Linked DNA regions of Homo sapiens: region 1 is linked to region 2. A link is an interaction called in ENCODE POLR2A ChIA-PET data of the cell type or tissue named here. Cell type or tissue: HepG2. All regions are shown on one strand. Links, peaks and the distances in the headings refer to the core of each region. The heading gives the core; the rest is flanking DNA.

What was found. ChIA-PET counts read pairs that join two places held together with the same protein. Peaks named below come from ENCODE experiments on the same cell type or tissue, not always from the same donor. Only the 100,000 strongest peaks of a DNase experiment are listed, where the experiment ranks them.
Region 1: POLR2A ChIA-PET joins it to region 2 with 5 read pairs; 1 of 35 experiments calls an interaction of 5 or more read pairs at or near these places.

Annotation. Positions count from the first base shown.
Region 1 is chr17:81,725,964-81,728,860 of GRCh38, forward strand. No RefSeq gene overlaps it. Among named protein-coding and RNA genes, the nearest start is that of SLC25A10, 15 kb to the left of the region's middle. In HepG2, for the core only: no CTCF peak of the experiment used is centred there; DNase peaks (open chromatin) are centred at 1,588, 1,708 and 2,121.
Region 2 is chr17:81,990,655-81,993,551 of GRCh38, forward strand. All of the region lies in intron 4 of ASPSCR1 (ASPSCR1 tether for SLC2A4, UBX domain containing), which reads left to right. Among named protein-coding and RNA genes, the nearest start is that of ASPSCR1, 14 kb to the left of the region's middle. RefSeq lists an enhancer at 533-1,240. In HepG2, for the core only: CTCF peaks have their summits at 1,081 (motif pointing left) and 1,421; DNase peaks (open chromatin) are centred at 1,227, 1,777 and 2,267; H3K4me3 peaks cover 1,202 bases.

The DNA of each region.
Region 1 (2,897 bases), core at 199-2,698, 260 kb before region 2:
ACTCCTGACCTCAAGTGATCCGCCTGCCTTGGCCTCCCAGACTGCTGGGATGACAGGTGTGAGCTGCCATGCCCAGCCGTAATGTTTAAATCTTCTATGTCCTTGCTTGGTTATGTTGAGCCAACCTTGTAAATTCTGAGATTGCGTGTGAAAGGTTCTCCCTGTGGTTCTGGATCTGTCCAATCCTCTGTGCACCTCACAGTCCTTCCTGACGTGATCCAGCTCCGTGTCTGCGCTTGCCGCTTTAGTCTCAGGTAAACATCTTAGTGGCACAGAGCCCACCAGTCTGCCCAGACAGGGGAGAGGCGGGTGAGTGGTGGCAAACCATGTGACCCAGTTCTTTTTTTTTTTTGAGATGGAGTTTCGCTCTTGTCGCCCAGGCTGGAGTGCAGTGGCATCATCTTGGCTCACTGTAACCTCCACCTCCTGGTTCAAGTGATTCTCCCGCCTCAGCCTCCCAAGTAGCTGGCATTATAGGCATGCGCCGCCATGCCCAGCTAATTTTATATTTTTAGTAGAGATGGCATTTCACCAGGTTGGCCAGGCTGGTCTTGAACTCCTGGCCTCAAATGATCTACCCACCTCCACCTCCCAAAGTGCTGGGATTACAGGCATGAGCCACTGTGCCCGGCCTCCATGTGACCCAGTTCTGATGGCAAGACGTGAGGAGAGATGCCCTGGGAGCCCTGATGCAGTCCAGCCTCTGTGGACACACTTCTGATGGTCACACAGTTACGTTTGGCAGACCATTCTTTTTTTCAGTGATGGAATATTCTTCTAGGTCCTATGTAATCATTGTTGTTTTCACTTCTATTTTGTCTGATGTTAATATCACCGTACCTGCCTTATGTTCTACCTTTCCGGGTCATTTTGTTTTGGGTGTGCATAAATACTCATGTGGCAATTCAGGCCGGACGCAGTGGCTCGCGCCTGTAATCCCAGCACTTTGGGAGGCCGAAGCAGGTGGATCACTTGAGGTCAGGAGTTCAAGACCAGCCTGGCCAACATGGTGAAACCCCGTTTCTACTAAAAATCAAAAATTAGCTGGGCATGGTGGCGCGCACCTGTAGTCCCAGCTACTCGGGAGGCTGAGACAGGAGAATCACTTGAACCCAGGAGGCAGAGATTGCAGTGAGCCAAGATTGCACCACTGCACTCCAGCCTGGGCTACAGAGCTAAACTGTCTCAAAAATAAATAAAGTAATAAAATAATAAAATAAATAGTCACGTGATGCTTCAGGTCATCTGACATCCTGCCCCCCACCCCTTAGTAAAATGCCTGCTGTTTTATTCAAGCAGCTACCACCCCACCCCAGTCCTTGGGCCTCAAGGGCACCAGGGCCTGACCCCAGCTCCCAGCATGAATAGGGTTGGTTTAAACCAGTCGGCATGGCCCACAGTGACTGGTTTAGGCATGGGCCTGTCACCCACACTGGGCCAATGATATGTAAGATGTTTATTGTAGCTTCCGGGATGGAAACTTCTCTGCCAGCTTGTGGGTTGGGCAAGGACGACACTCCGGGCCCTACCGGCGGAAGCTCTGCTCCTGTCGTGCGTGGACCACGCAGCAAATGGCCTTGGAGGCTGCTGGCAGCCATCTTGTGACCATGAGGCAAGTCAGCGCAGGCCGAAGCTGACGACGCGAAGACAATGAGGAGAGGGAGAAAGAGCCGATCTTTGGTGTGTATTGGCTGTGACGTGCTGCCGCCTCTCTGGAGACCGGGTTCATTATACTTTTCCTGGTATCTTCTCATGTTTGCTCTGCTGGCTTTGGGCCCGAGTTTTACCTCCTGGGTGTATTGTGTGTGCCTGTTTTGTGGTGTTGGTTTTGCTCCTGGGTTTGTTGACCCTTGGGTGTCTGCTCTTTTTTTTTTTTTTTTTTTTTTTTGGGACAGAGTCTCACGCTGTCACCCAGGCTGGAGTGCAGTGACCTGATCTTGGCTCACTGCAGCCTCTACCTCCTGGGTACAAGCGATTCTTCTGCCTCGGCCTCCTGAATAGCTGGGATTACAGGTGCCTGCCACGGCTAATTTTTTTACTTTTAGTAGAGATGGGGTTTTGCCATGTTGGCTAGGCTGGTCTTGAACTCTTAACCTCAGGTGATCTGCCCACCTCCGCCTCCCAAAGTGCTAGGATTTATAGGCATGAGTCACCGTATCCAGCATTTTTTGCTTGTTTGTTTGTTTTGAGACGGAGTCTCGCTGTGTCACCCAGGCTGGAGTGCAGCGGTGTGATCTCGGCTCACTGCAAGCTCCGCCTCCCAGGTTCACACCATCCTCCTGCCTCAGCCTCCTGAGTTGAGTATCTGGGACTGCAGGCGCCCGCCACCACGCCCGGCTAATTTTTTTGTATTTTTTAGTAGAGACGGGGTTTCACCGTGTTAGCCAGGATGGTCTCCGATCTCCTGACCCGGTGATCCACCTGCCTCGGCCTCCCGAAGTGCTGGGATTACAGGCGTGAGCCACCGCACCTGGCCAGCTCTAGCTGGTTTTACGGGTGAATTTTTACCAAACATTCATGGAACAGAAAAATCCGTGTCTTGAAATTTTCACAGAAGGCTAGCATGATCTCAACTCCAAAATGAAAATTAAGACACATCTGTTTCATGACTGTAGATGTAGAAAGCCTAGATAAACTATTAATAAATTGAAGTCAGCTGCATATAAGAAATGTCAGACCTCATGATCACGTAGGGGTTATATCAGAATTTCAATGTCAGGAAACTAACTAATGTTATCTGCATGTTACATTAAGAGTAAAGGAGGCTGGGCGTGGTGGCTCACGCCTGTAATCCCAGCACTTTGGGAGGCCGAGGCAGGCGGATCACCTGAGCTCAGGAGTTCAAGACCAGCCTGGCCAACATGGTGAAACCCCGTCTCTAGTAAAAATACAAAAAT
Region 2 (2,897 bases), core at 253-2,752:
CTTCCGTGATAGGAGACGCATGAGATGGAAATGAGGATTTCATGGCCTACGGGCCCTGGGGGTACACGGCCCTCCTGGAGGCACCCGGAGGAGGAAAGGGAGTACCTTTCTGACCAGCATCTTTGCTGGGGTACAGATTGTTATGCTAACGGGTTTCCTATGAGGAGTTTCTCTCCATGGGTTTAGAGCCAGCAGGCACTAGCCCCAGGAGGTCATACTGTGACTCGGGGGATACTGTAGCACGTCTGGGCAGTCCACGAGGGCAGGCGGGCGAGTCCCGTAGTTTGAATCCCACGTCCCGTAAGGACCTAGTTGCCAAGTGGTGAAAGGCAGGGGTGTGGATGGACCATGCTGAGCTGCTGGGAGCAGGAAGAGAACCGGGGACTGTTGTGGGTGACCGAGACCTGCCGTGGAACGATGCCAAGGGTGAGCCGTGGGAACTCACACAGCAGCTGAGCCGCTTTCCATCTGAAGACCGTGAGGGAGCAGGGTGGGCTTTCTGTAAATCAGATTCATGAGCTCAGCCATGGAGGGGATTTGTCCTCTCTCAGAGGTGCCCCCGGGCTGTGCTGGCGTGGGCACCCCAGGTGGGAGTGGCCCCCAGTGTGCCCGGCCCCTGGCTGGATCTCTTCCCAGGCCCCCAGCCCTCTGCTCCCAGCCTTGACTCAGTGCTTGGGGGCTGGCTGAGTGCATCTCAGCCTGTTCCTCCTTCTGTAGGTAAAGCCGTGGCTCCGGGAAAGCTGGGTGATTTCTGCAGCCCTCTGGGTGTGCTGGGGTGTAGGGATGGGCTGCTGGTGAGGACAGGGCTCTGCCAGGTGGAGCACTGGCCTGTGGCCACACTCAGGGTGGGTCTGTGCATGCTGCTGGGCCAGCTCAGAGCTCTGCGGCCCGTCCCTGTCCATCCCTGCCCGTCCCTGTTCATCCCTGTCCGTCCTTGTCCATTCCTGTCCATCCCTGTCCATCCTTGTCCATCCCTGTCTGGACCTGGCTGGGTTGAGAAGGCCGGAGCCTGCCCCAGGCTCTCCCAGGCTCTGTCTAGCCGCTTGGCGGCTGGGCTGTCATGTGGTGGGTGATGCCCTCTGCGGGCCTCCCTGAGCCCAGTGGCTCCTGGCCTGCAGCCACAGCTTCTGTTCCCGGCAGGGCGCATGCTGCTGCCTGGGCTCTCGTCAGCACCTGTGTTTGCGCCCGGCTTTGTCATACCCAGACAGGACATGAACACAGAGAGCTCTAGACTCACTGCCTTGTCCCCAGCACACAGCCGCGCCTTGCCGGAGCGGGGCCCCAGCGGGGCGGGGTTTGTGGTGCATAAAGAATATGCCCTCGAAGCCAGCAGCAGAGGCGTGTCTGCCCTCCTGGCCGTCCCGCTGGCTTCTGGCCCTGGCCGGGTGGGGAGCTCTGCTGGCTGGAGAGTGTGTGAGAGTGTGCCAGTACCCTGCTGCGAGCAGGCACCCGCGGAAGCGCCCCAAAGCACTTCTTGCATTTCTGGCTTCGGAGCATGGTGTCTGGTGGCTTGGCCTGGCCTGGGGTCCCCGGGAGGCCCTGGGTCTTGCCCCTGCGGACATTGGGACTTGCAGAGGTCTGCGTGGGGGAGGGGGAGTAGGGGCTGTGTCTCCTCGGGCGCTGGAATTTCCCCCGGGCCCTGGCGTCCTGCACACTGGGCCGGCGTAGAAGGTCTGGAACCGATTGCCCACCACCCCTCCCTGAGATCCCGCATGAGGGAGGGAATCTGATCCCTCTGGAGGAGCCGCACATCAAAGCCGGGCTGGCGTTTGATGTCACGCTGCTGTGCTCTGTCCCTGTTTGTGATTTGAGGTCCCCAAGCTGGCGGTCAGTGCCGGGGAAGGACTGTGAGTTGGGACTCTGGCCACCCCTCAGCCCAGGCCTCCCCAGCCGTAGAGAAGTGGCCTCATGACCATCTCCGGACCCCTGGCCATCTGTGTCATGCTGGGGAGCGGGGACCCTGGGCCCTCCCTGTCCCCCTTCCTGGCCCTGGGGGCTGTGCTTCCTTGAGGCCTCTCTCTGCCTCTGTCCGGGTTCTGCTCCGGCGCATTTTGAGGCCTTGTGTTTTCCTGAGCCCTGCGTCTCGGGGCCTCTGGGCCGAGTCTCCAGCCATTTGGAGGGAAGGCAAATCCAAGGCCCTTTGTTGGCTGCTCTGTGGGACGGGAGCTTAGGGAGTGTGTCCCAGCCTGTGCGCAGAGGACACCCGCCGTGTGTGTGGTGCGCACGTGCTCCACAGGCTAGAGGCCCTTGGGGAAGGGGCTCCCCTGTAGGCAGTGGACCCAGGGAGACCATGGGGCTAAGTCCACGACCCTGTGGGGCCTCTGCAGCCAGACCAGGCTGTCAGAGTCGGGGCCTGGGTGGGAAAGGGATGCCCCTCCCCCAGGATTGAGGACGTGAAAAATAAAGGCCACGAAACAAAAGAAAACACGTCAAACCCACACACGTGGCCGAGTCCCCAGGTGTCGGGGCTGGGCCTGTCCTGGGTGTGGCACCTTGGGCTTTTCTGCTTGGTCTGTTCTCATTTCAGGGAGGCAAGTCCTGCCCTTTTTTTTGTTTTGTTTTGTTTTGTTTGTGTTTGAGACGGAGTCTCGCTCTGTCGCCCAGGCTGGAGTGCAGTGGCGCGATCTCGGCTCACTGCAAGCTCCACCTCCTGGGTTCACGCCATTCTCCTGCCTCAGCCTCCCGAGTAGCTGGGACCACAGGCGCCCGCCACCACGCCTGGCTAATTTTTTGTATTTTTAGTAGAGACGGGGTTTCATTGTGTTAGCCAGGATGGTCTCGATCTCCTGACCTCGTGATCCGCCCATCTCGGCCTCCCAAAGTGCTGGGATTACAGGCGTGAGCCACCGCGCCCGGCTGAGTCCTGCTCTTTCAAGTAGGTCAGCAGATCCCAGGGT